3 separate regions of the Homo sapiens genome follow, and all the other regions are linked to region 2. Evidence: read pairs that join two places in POLR2A ChIA-PET (ENCODE). Cell type or tissue: OCI-LY7. All regions are shown on one strand.

Region 1 (4,000 bases), 230 kb before region 2:
ACCCAGTTGTTTATTCATACAGAAAATAATTATTGAATGTCAGTTTCTGTATGCCAGGCACTGTTTCAGGCACCTAGGATACTGTGGTGGACCAAAATCTTATACTCATATCTTTTCTCCCAAGTGAATTTTGCTATATCATTATTGTGCTCCTCTATAAAGAATTAGAATAACTTCATAATAATAAAAAATTATAAGTTGACTCCATTAAAAAAAAGCTGAAAAACAGCTGATTAAATCCTATTGTATGTAAAACTGAATTTTGTTTTATGCGTGCTTCTAGATAAATAGTGATAGAGTTCTTGAGTGTTTTAATGAAGTGTTTTAATGCAGGTGAATGCTTTGGACTGATGTCAACAGTGAATGTTAATGATTTTTGAGCATGGTTGGCACTATGAATTGGTTGTTTTTAATTTTTTGAAACTAAGTACATTGACGCAGATTTATATGATCTGATGATATCTTATTGGCTATGATTAACCAGAATATGTGATATTTAAACGTTGAAAATGCATTAAAGGATCAAGAAAACAGCTTGTCTTTATGACTTTTTTTTTTTAAGTTTTAAAAACACTGAGCCAAATTTTGGATTTAACATTCCCAAGCTATGGCCTAAGAGAAAGACAAATTTAACAGAATGAGAGTAAATGAAGGGCTGGCCCATCAGTGATCTCTTTTTATAAATTTACAACTTCCAAGAAAAGCTAACTAATAGAAGTATATCATGTCTTGCTTTTTCACAAGATGTAAAATACGGGAATACATGTAGACTAAGAATGGTAAATTTTTAAGTTACCTCGTTTGTAAGGGAAAAAAGATTCCCCTTTTTTCTCATTTACATTTAAAATAAATCCTCAATATTATATGGAACTATTTATAATATAGTGAAACCCATTTTATTTGAACATACAAATATAAAAATTTCTGGTAGTCTGCAGCTAATATGCACTGTCTGAAGCTAATAGGTTGTGCAGAATACTGCTGCTATTTGAGTAAAAGTTAATGCTTTTGAGACCAGCTAATACACTTAACTACACTGTATGAGCTGTGGGTGTTCCGCTTATTTTTATTACAGGCTTTATTACTGTGCAATTTTGTTGTACATTAACAATCATCCACTTTAAACTAGTGCTTAAATACTTATTGAATGTGGTAGCCAAAGAGCAAAAAAAAGATCTCAATGTAACATCCAATTGCTTACTAACATAACCTGGATTGTGATTTATCTCTAATTTTATGACAGTAATATTTCAGTATCAAACTAGAATTCTGAAGAGAATAAAGTTTGCATCCCCCAAATGACACAATTGTGCATTAGCTCTACTTAACTAGACAAAATTTAAAGGCAAAAAATTCTTGGTACGAAACAGATACTCCCAAAATGATCACCCTATGTGTGTCCAAAGGAGTTCTCACTATATTGTGTAAGTCTTCTTCCCTCCATTATTTAAATAGTTATAAATTTTCATTTTATTATGTGTATATTAGACTATATATTTTATAATTTTCCTCTCTGTAAATGTACAAATATGCAAACTTGTATAAATTAGGTAATTGCATAAAAATTGAAAGGCATAAAGATGTACTACTGAGTTCAGGAAACAGTTGGATTGGGGGTGTGTTTAATAAGTAGCACAATTAAGATGTGAGAAGGAAAAACTGAAGAAAAGGAAATTCTCTCAGTGTAATGCTTTATTAGCTCCAATTTTCCCCTTGTCTCTTATCTGAAGCAAGTGATTTTTTTCCATTTGCTTAAAAATAAAGCATTTGCGCACAGAATGTTAGCTCATTAAAAAGACCTTTATTGCCATAAATCGCTGCATCATTTGCATATCCAGATTCACAGAATCAAATTACAGTTCAACCAAGTATTTAGTATCTGGAAAGCAGTCTTGGTTTCATGTCTACTTATTTTCCCAAAACTCTTGTTAATTCTCCTTATAGTTGTTTTCTTAGTGGCTGAAATTAAGTGATGTCTAGTAAATAAGCCAGATTGCTTCTTAAATAAAATCTGGCCTGTTATTTATGTCCCCACCTATTGTTTCAAACTCTATAATTTGAACTTACACACTTGAAATCAATAGTAATAGTTATGGTGATAGGGACAGGTGATGGGATAAGGATTTTATTAGTAGAATCAGTCATGAGTCTAAAACTGCACTGCTAGATACAACACACAATAATAACTGCTAGAGATAATACTTAACCGTAACCTGCAGAGTAAATATTCTTAATCCTAGTTTACAGAATAAAAAGCTTGGAGATAAAAGTTAAGTTACTTGGTGTGAGGTCTGATTCACACAGCCAGTAAGTGGTGGTTTTGGTCACTTCCTCCTCACCCCTTTGACAAGGGAAGGATTCCTGCCATAGGGTTATGAGGATGGCTGAACACGTCAGTTGGGCTCAGCAGCAGTTAGTTACCTATGTTCACAGCTAAGGCAAAGAGGACCCTGTGCCTCAAGTGGGGTCACGTGGAGTTGCACTTGGGAACAGAGTAAACAACTAGGAGCTATGGGAGGCAGGCTTTGTAGTATCAAGAGGGTGGGGGTATCCCCTGGTTCCCATGGAAGGATGTGATTGGCTTGTTTGAATAATTCCTCAAGCTGACAAGAAACTGAAACCTACTATTCAAGGATAAGGAAGAACTGCATCTGGCCCCTTTGGTAAGGTGGATGGTTTCGCTAGGGGCCTTTATTCATGAGAGCAGAGTGGAGAGGGGAACGTATGGGTTACGTCGGTGGTCCCCAACCTTTTTGGCACCAAGGTCTGGTTTTGTGGAAGACAGTTATTCCACGGCAGGGGCGGGGCAGGCTGGTTTGGGGATGAAACTCTTCTGCCTCAGATCATCAAGCGTTAGTTAGATTCTCATAAGGAGCGCACAGTCTAGATACCTCGCACGCACAGTTCACAATAGGATCCCCACTGCTATGAGGATCTAATGCCACTGCTGATCTGACAGAGGTGGAACTCAGGCAACAATGCTTGCTCCCCAGCCGCTCACCTCCTGCTGTGCGGCCCAGTTCCTAACAGGCTACAGACTGTTAGCAGTCTGTGGCCCAGGGTTTGGGGATCCCTGGGTTAGATCATTCAAGGCCTTCCCGATTTTACCAGGTGTCAAAGCGGCACATGATATTGAACCTTAATTTTAGGTGTTATACCACAGTGGCTAAACTAGAGTTCTGATTGTGAACTTTCATGACTCCAGTGCCCAGGTTCATTCTGCTGTTCCATGATATTTTTCTTCTTGCCAGAATGACATGTTAACATTTCGTTAGTAATTGAGTACTTTGCTTTCACTGGGCATTTCTTAGTCCTGCGTTCTTCAGAATTCGTACACTGTAGCATCTGTTGTATTCTCATAGAAAACTGGAGCGCTCTCATTTAGAAGACATTTGAAGATTTGTTTTCCTTTAAAGGAAAATCTGAGTATAAGTTCTAATTATATCTTGATTTACAGAAGATTTTTTTTTTTTCCTATTCTCAAAGCTGCAGTGAGCTGCGATTGAGCCGCTACACTCCAACCTTGGTGACAGGGCAAGATGCTGTCCCAAAAAACAAAAACAAAAACTATACTCCCTCCCCAAAACAAAATCTTATTTTTCCATGTTCCATCTTATTTTTATTAGAACGTCTTAAGTTCCCCCTCTGCAGCCATGAAACTGGCATACCACAGGTCTGGAATGCCTCTCTGTCTCTCCATTTGTATCTCCGACATTAGACCATTTCAGCCACTCCTGCATGCAGTTACACCCACCTCATTTTTATCACAGTTAGGGAATGTTTCACAGAGTATTTTGCATAATACTATGAGCTGGGTGCTACAAGACATTTAAAAAATAATAGCTGGTTTCTGCCATTGACACTCTCACTGTGGAGAACAAGACATAAGAGTTGTGTAGTGTAAAGGTAAATCAGTACACATAGAACCCAGACTCCTAACCCAGGCCCACAGGCCATACGTGAGCTGGCCCCTGCCTGCTTCTGGAGGCTCATCTCTTGT
Region 2 (4,000 bases):
TAAGTCTGTCTATCCCCCAAAGACTTTGACATCTCTGCCACAAAAACTAAAGAATGTTTGGCTGGACAGAACATCTCATCTGGGATACTGATGCTTCTCGTCTAGGAGAAGTCACTTCACCCCAACTCATTTGAGTTTAGGGCTGGGAGTAGATGGTGGCCCTCAGCAGAGCTCAGGTTTGCTGACATCTGTTACAGTGCACCAGGCAGTTTACATACATCATCTAATTACCTCAACAACAGTCCTGCAAAGGAGAAATGATTAGCCTACAATTTCAGACAAGGAGACTGGGCTACAGAGACAATAAGCATTTTCCCAAAGTCACACTGCTATGAAGGTGTATTTTCAGGGCCGCAGCTGGTCTATACACCTTCATGTACATTAGATTACAAAGTCAGCTCCTACTCCTTCCCCCTTACTCCTAGGGAAGTAAATGTTGAATGAAACCAAGCTCTACAGAGGCTTGACTGGCAGAGTGTAGGCTGGATTTCAACCTGCCGACTGAAATCCGTGCATGGAGGCTTGACCCTAGGTTGGTCTGACTCCAAAAGCTTGTTCCATTTCTGGTACATCCCATTGTTTTAGACTAGTCCTCACAAACTTTTATGGTTCCACACCATTCAGTTGAGACAAAAGACTGTAATGGTCCACCCATTTCAACCTTCCATGGAAGAGCAACTAGATAGTAACAAGAAGAGGTTGTTTACATGTAGATGTTTTATTTAGCTGTAGCTGTGGTTAACCACGATGCATACTAGGTCATGAAATCTGTTTATTAGGAAAAAAAGTAAGTCAAAGTCGTGATGCCAAGTGTTTTCACAGCCGGACCTCTTAGGAGAGGACAAAATAGAGTTCTGTGCATCCTCAAGTATGGTGCTAATTTTGTTTATAAATTCCTAGTAAGAAGACCTGAGTGGTACATAAAAATGGAAGTCGGTGAAGGAGTTGCATTTTTTAATTAGCTCACAGCCACCAGAGACCTCACTTTGAAAACCACTTCCTTAAACAAAAACAAAAGTCAGACCACACTGACTTTCTTTGAATTCCCAGTAGAAATCCTAGTATGGGAATATTCGGGAGCGTTTATTACCGAGTACATAGATGAGCTGTTCCCCATTCTTTCCAGATGTAGACACTTTTCTGAGCTGTGTCCACATGACAATGGCTTGTCGAGGCACACAAACCACAGGCACAGATCTGAAATGATGGCAGCCCACTCGCTTATAGAGAAAGAGACAACCCGAATGTAGAACCGGAAGGAGCCATGAGAACTGGAATCGGATTATCCCATAAGAAATGATAAAACGGTTGTTATAGCCGTGCCAGAAATATGACCAACTAGAAAGAGTGGGGACAAATGACTTGATGGAAGTTTTAGGGGAAAAAAAAATAGATTCCACGTGTCTTAAATCCAGATATTGTTCTCAAAAGACCATGTTTAATAGCTGAGTGAAGCAAAGAACAAAATAATGCCCTTCAGGGAGAAATAGAGAACCTGAAACCAATAACAGCCTCCTCTACATTTATGGCTTTTCCTGACTGAGCAGCTATTGGCTCAAACTTAATGGAGTTAAGGCATTTATTACCACATTTTCTTTTTACCTGGATTCTTGTTGGCCTCCTTAGCTAATTTTTTTTAGTTCAGTACCTGTCCTTCAGGCTATCTTTCCATAAAAAAGGCAGCAAAATGATGAACTTTTCTGCATTGTTCTGGGCAAAGAAATGACCACTTCATTTGCTTTTCGGAGAGGGGATCCTGTTTTTCTTTTTGTACAGTCCTCACTCTGACCAAGAGCGTGCAGCACCTGGATCTGGTGATTCAGATGTTCTGTGACCCCAGCTTCAGTCCTCAAGGATTCCTTTCTATTTGGACTGAGGGCCGTGGGTGTCTTTTCAGTGATGAGACTGAAAAGCAAAAACTCATTCTCAGTTTGCTGCTCTTGGTGTTCCTCTGGTTGCATTTTCCAACTCCGTCTGTGACCCAGCTGTGTTCTCAACAATACCTCAACTTGATGGGGCTTGGCACTTGTTTCTTTTCGTCAATGGTGTGTTATGAATAAAGCTTGTAAAAGCTGCTTCCTTGGAAACTGTTAACATGGTCTCATCCCACAGGCCAAGTTTTGCAGCCCTTTGCTATCCTTATCTATAGTAGACCAACTCAAAGTTCCTAACTGCCTTTTATAAAAGAGCTTGGAACTCCATGGTTCCTGGCAATGAGTGCAAAAATTTGACATTTCTATTAGCAAGAAAATATGAGAAAATATTTCTTGTTTTACCTTGCCCCTTCCCCTGAATTCCTGTCTTACCAAAGGAAAAAAAAAAAAAAAGAGTTAAAATCTAATGCATCTCAACTAATGTGGGCAACTAGCAGTTTTGCTTTTTTAGCCAAAGAACTCTACCCCCACTGCTGCCCATTAAGTAGTAAACAGGCCAAATAAGGAAATGATTAATCTTGCCAAGTTCACTCACCATAATTTGGTTGGCAAGCTTTAGCGAACATGGTATAATAGAATTTCAACACTGGAAGAGATTTGAAAAGTCATATAGTCCAACCATCCAACGGATGCTTAAATGTCGTCCTCTGTGCAGCAGTGGCTCTGAATCCTGGCTGCACATCACAACATCACAATAACTGCAAACACTTGTTCAAAATAAAAGTCATTGGGCCTCACTTCCGTGAGATTCTGATATAGTAGGCCTGGGATGGACCTGCTTATTTTGAATAACACCCAGGCGAATTGATGTAGCCACTCCACAGAACAGTGCTGCAGCCTTTGGGGAACAGGCCAAGTATCAAAAGCCTTTGCTTGGTCTTCTGCAGCACCTGGTCCTCACTATCTTCCAAAGTATCCGAATTTGGGCAGCTCTGACTGTTGACAAAATGTGTCCTCAGTCTCCGTGGAAATATTTCTCCTTACAACTTCTACCTATTGACTCTACTGCTACCCCTTGGAATGACACAGAGCCAGTCTAACCACCGGTGAGCCTTCAGGTATTGGAAGATGGCACTCATGGATCTCTTCTGAGATCTCCTCTCCAAACCCAACATCTTCCTACTCTGTAAGAGCTCCCTTATGGCTGGTTCTGACCTTTTTCCCCAGTGGATTTCCTCTCCTGAGGATGGATCTGACTTCGGGATTTTAAATTCAGTAAATCTAAATTCTAATGCAAGCTCTTCCTCTTACTAGCTGTATGGTTTGGGGCATGATAGTCAGCTTTTATGACCCTCCACTTAGTCATCTGTAAAGTGGAGATGATGCTACTGATTGCAGGGTTGATTGTGGGGCCAGCACAGAGCCTGTCACACAGCAGTTCCCCAGGTCAGTCTCCTTCCACCAAGTAGATATGTGAAAATATTATATATGTGGCTCACATTACATTTCTATTCAATAATGCTAATCAAAACATTATATTCCAAGAGAAAGTTGCTGTCCAAGACAGAGTCAGAGCAGAAATCTCATGGAAGTCTTTGGAATTTCTGACAAAATTTCAGGGAGTGTGGAACAAGGGTTGAGCTGGTCATACCTACGCCAGTGATTCTTTTGTTTTTGTTGTTTTTTTTTTTTTTTTTTTTTTTTTTTTTTGAGACAGAGTCTAGCTCTGTCACCCAGGCTGGAGTGTAGTGGCACTATGTTGGCTCACTGCAACCTCTGCCTCCTGCATTCAAACGATTCTCCTGCCTCGCCTCCTAAGTAGCTGGGATTACAGGCACCCGGCTAATTTTCGTATTGTTAGTAGAGATGGGGTTTCACCATGTTGGCCAGGCTGGTCTTGAACTCCTGACCTCAAGTGATCCGCCTGCCTCGGCCTTCCAAAATGCAGGGATTACAGGCGTGAGCCACCTCGCCCAGCCGCCAGTGGTTCTTAAACCCTGTTGTATGTTAAAATCACTTGGGAAATTTATAGAAATCCTAATGTGGCGCTCCATTTCAATCAGAATCTCTAGGGGTGGGACCCAGTAGTTTTAAAACTTCCAAGGGGATTCTGATGCAGGTAGGGT
Region 3 (4,000 bases), 180 kb after region 2:
TATGGTTGGGATAGAACATGGGTCTTCTGATTCTTAACCATTGTACACTCTCTACCGTGTCCCTCAGGGGCATGTGAAAGTAAATGACATATGACAGACAGAATCATGCCCAGGAATCTATTCATTCTGCACACTATGATTGATCTAGTTTATGTTCTCTTTGTGCTAGATGGTGGCATCACTCATGATGAAGAAGATAAAGCTCTTGTTAAGTAGTTTATGGTCTATCATGAAAAGATGGGCAATTTGGGAAATCTGTGGCTTGTTAACTTGTTTGGCATATTGAGTAACATGGCAGGTTCTGGAGCCAGACTGAGTTAAAATCCTAGCTCTCACATAATAGCTATGTAATTTGGGGAAGGAACATAAATCTCTACTCTGTTTCCTTATCTGTAAGATAGGGATAATAATGCCTACCTCATAGAGTTTTTAGGATTTAGAAATGTATATAAAGCACTTGGAACAGTGCCTGGCTCACAGTAAGCACTAACACTAACAAAAAAGTTATACTATTATTTTCACCTCAGTTATACAGGTGAGGAAGTTGAAACATAAAAAAGTTAAGTAACTTGCCTGTGATCATAAAGCTAGAAAGTTTGGGAGCCAGAATTAAAATACAGGAGTCTGAGTGCTCTGTTTAGATTTAGGACCTGAGCCAGGGAGTGTGTTCCAAACCCAGCACTAATACTTGAGAAGCTCTCAAAACTGTAAGTATCCCCAGGATACTGGTGTCTCAAAAAGATAGTAATGTGTTAACTGTAAGCTATTTAGTGATACATTTGCTTTCTTCTGCAGAGAGGAGGGACTGAATTTTGGGACTGTTGCCTGCACCATCCCAGTCCAACTTGCTATGTGTTTTTATTTTTAGCCATTGGCTGATTCCAATTTGAAATTCAGAGGATTTGTGATATATTATGTGATATGTTTTAAAAATTACTAGCTCCTTGCTGCATTTTATAAAGCGTTGGAGATAGTTTTTCTTTGGTTGGCTGATTGGTTTTGGTGTTTTGTTTTTTAGAGGACTAGCCTACACCTGGTTTGAGTAAGAAAGTTTTGTTTGAGAAGCAGCGTTTTTACCACCTTCAATCTTTTGAGGAACTTTTGGCATGTGGAAAATTAAATACTACAAACTTTCAATAGAAGGTAGACAGGTAATATGGAGAACTGAGAATTAGAAATCTTGACCATGCTGTTGGGAATTTCCCTTTTCTTTCTGCTTGTCCACTAATCTGCATTGCTTATTAAAACAGGTTGATACTTTTAAGGCTCTGCAAAGAAGTTCTTTTCATTGGTTAGTATCTAATAAGTGATAGCTGGTACAGGACTTTAAAAATATATAATAGGGGTTTATTTTCTTTATTTTTATTATTTATTTTATTTTTTTTTGAGACAAGGTCTTGTTCTGTTGCCCAGGCTATAGTGCAGTGGCACAATTACAGCCTACTGCAGTCTCAGCCTCCCGGGCTCAAGTAATCCTCCTACCTCAGCCTCCTAAGTAGCTGGGACTATAAACGTGAGCCACCACACCTGGTTAATTTTTGAACTTCTTGGTAGAAAATGTTTCGCCATGTTGCCCAAGCTAGTCTTGAACTTCTGGGCTCAAGTGATCCTCCCTCCTAGGCCTTCCAAAGTGCTGGGATTACAGGCATGAACCACCATGCCTGGACTAGCGGTTTCTTTTAAACAGCATATAATTGGGACTTGCTTGTTTTTCCAATCTGACAATCTTTGCTTTTAAATTGGAATGGTTAGACCATTAACATTTAATGTTATTGTTGACATGATTGGATTTATTTATTTATTTTTATTTTTTGAGATGGAGTCTTACCCTGTCACCCAGGCCGGAGTGCAGTGGCCTGATCTCAGCTCACTGCAACCTCCGCCCTGCAGGGTTCAGGAGATTTCTCCTGCCTCAGCCTCCTAAGTAGCTGGGATTACAGGCATGCACCAGCACTCCTGGCTAAATTTTGTATTTTTAGTAGAAATGGAGTTTCACCATGTTGGCCAGGCTGTTCGCAAACTCCTGAGCTGAAGGGATCTGCCTGCCTCGGCCTCCCAGAGTGCCGGGATTACAGGTGTGAGCCACTACCGTGCCAGGCCTGATATAATTAGATTTAAATTAATTTTCAATTTATCCTATTTGTATTTCCTTTTTTCATGCTTGCTTTTGGGTTGAGTTTTTTTTTTTTTAATGATACTATATTAATTAATTTCTCTTCTGTATTACCAGCTATAACTTTTTTTGTTTGTTTTTTAGTGGTTGCTTTAGAATACATCTTTATAGAATACATCTTTAGCTTATCACAGACTACGTTCACGTGATAATTATACCCCTTCACCCACAGCGACCCCTCAACAATCCCTCTCCCAGCATTAGTGCTGTTATTGTCATATATTTTATTCTGCATGTTATAAACCCCAAAATATATTGTTACTATTTTTGCTTTAAACATTATCTTTTAAGAGATTTAAAAAATAATTTAGCCGGGTGCGGTGGCTCATGCCTGTAATCCCAGCACTTTGGGAGGCTGAGGCGGGTGGATCACGAGGTCAGGAGATCGAGACCATCCTGGCTAACACGGTGAAACCCTGTCTCTACTAAAAATACAAAAAAATTAGCCGGGCATGGTGACATGCGCATGTAGTCTCAGCTACTTGGGAGGCTGAGGTAGGAGAATCACTTGAACCCAAGAGGCAGAGGTTGCAGTGAGCCAAGATCACTCCACTGTACTCCAGCCTTGGCAACAGAGAGAGAGTCTGTCTCAAAAAAAGAAAATAATAATAATAATAATAATAATTTAAAATTTTATATTTTCCACACATTTATTACCATTTCTGGTGTTCTTTTTTTCTTTGTATAGTTTCAGATATTCACTCACTGACATCTCCTTCTGCCTGAGAGACTTCCTTTAACATTTCTTGCAGTCAGGTCTGCTGGTGACAAATTCTTTGTTTTATTATGTCTGAAAAAAATCTTTGTCTTTTTTTTTGGAAATGTTCCTGTTGGATATAGGATTTTAGGCTGACAGTTTTGTTTTTTACTTAAAGATGCTATGTAACTGTCTTCTGACTTGCATTGTTTCCAGTGAGAACTCTGTAATCCTTAGTTTGTTTCTCCATATAATGTGTCATCTTTTTGTCTGGCTACTTTTAAGAATTACTCTTTATCACTGGTTTTACACAGTTAGATTATGATATACCTTTTGATGTAGTTTTTTTATTTTTTGTATTTCTTGTGCTTGGTGTTTGTTCAGTTTCTTGGCTCTATGAGCTTATAGTTTCATCATATTTGGAAAGAAAGTTTGTTTTCTGTGTTTCATTTGAATAATTTTTATGGCTGACTTCAAGTTTCTTATTTTTCCTTTGCATAGTCTAACATGCTGTTAATTTCAGTATATGTTTAATCTCAGTTGTTGTATTTCTTCATATCTGGAAGTTTGATTTGGATCTTTTTATAATTTCTATGAGTCCACTTACCATGGTCAGGTATTTATCATTTTAAATTTATGATTACAGTTATAACAAGCGTTTACTGTCTTTTTGTCCACTAATTTCATTATCTGGGTCATTTCTGGATCAGTTTCTATTGATTGGTTTTTTACCTTATATTTTCAAGCCCCTGCACATGCGTGATAATTTTTTGTTGGATACCAAACATTGTGAATTTTGCCTTTTTGAGTGCTGCCTTTTTGTATTCTTAAAAATATTCTTGAGCTTTGTCGTAAGGTGCAGTTAAGTTGGAACTTAGTCTGATCCTTTTGAGGCCTGCTTTTAAGCTTTTAAGGCCTCCTTTTGAAGCCTGCTTTTGAGAGTGACCAGAACAGCTATTAAGGCTAATTTTTACCATTCACTGAGGCATCACCATTCTGAGTATTCTGCTGGATGGCCCATAAGTTACCAGGGTCTTTTTCTTTCTGACTAATGGCAATGCAAACTATTCTCAGCCCTGTGCGAGCTCTGGGGAGTGTTCTCTCTGTTCTCTGGTGATTCTTTCCCTGGC

What was found. Peaks named below come from ENCODE experiments on the same cell type or tissue, not always from the same donor. Only the 100,000 strongest peaks of a DNase experiment are listed, where the experiment ranks them.
Region 1: POLR2A ChIA-PET joins it to region 2 with 7 read pairs; 3 of 35 experiments call an interaction of 5 or more read pairs at or near these places.
Region 3: POLR2A ChIA-PET joins it to region 2 with 5 read pairs; 2 of 35 experiments call an interaction of 5 or more read pairs at or near these places.

The regions. Positions count from the first base shown.
Region 1 is chr3:23,433,104-23,437,103 of GRCh38, forward strand. All of the region lies in intron 3 of UBE2E2 (ubiquitin conjugating enzyme E2 E2), which reads left to right. Among named protein-coding and RNA genes, the nearest start is that of UBE2E2, 230 kb to the left of the region's middle. In OCI-LY7, a CTCF peak has its summit at 2,415; a DNase peak (open chromatin) is centred at 2,388; H3K4me3 peaks cover 258 bases; H3K27ac peaks cover 1,124 bases.
Region 2 is chr3:23,661,397-23,665,396 of GRCh38, forward strand. No RefSeq gene overlaps it. Among named protein-coding and RNA genes, the nearest start is that of UBE2E1, 140 kb to the right of the region's middle. In OCI-LY7, no CTCF peak of the experiment used is centred here; no DNase peak of the experiment used is centred here; H3K4me3 peaks cover 601 bases; H3K27ac peaks cover 1,130 bases.
Region 3 is chr3:23,836,700-23,840,699 of GRCh38, forward strand. All of the region lies in intron 3 of UBE2E1 (ubiquitin conjugating enzyme E2 E1), which reads left to right. Among named protein-coding and RNA genes, the nearest start is that of UBE2E1-AS1, 32 kb to the left of the region's middle. In OCI-LY7, no CTCF peak of the experiment used is centred here; no DNase peak of the experiment used is centred here.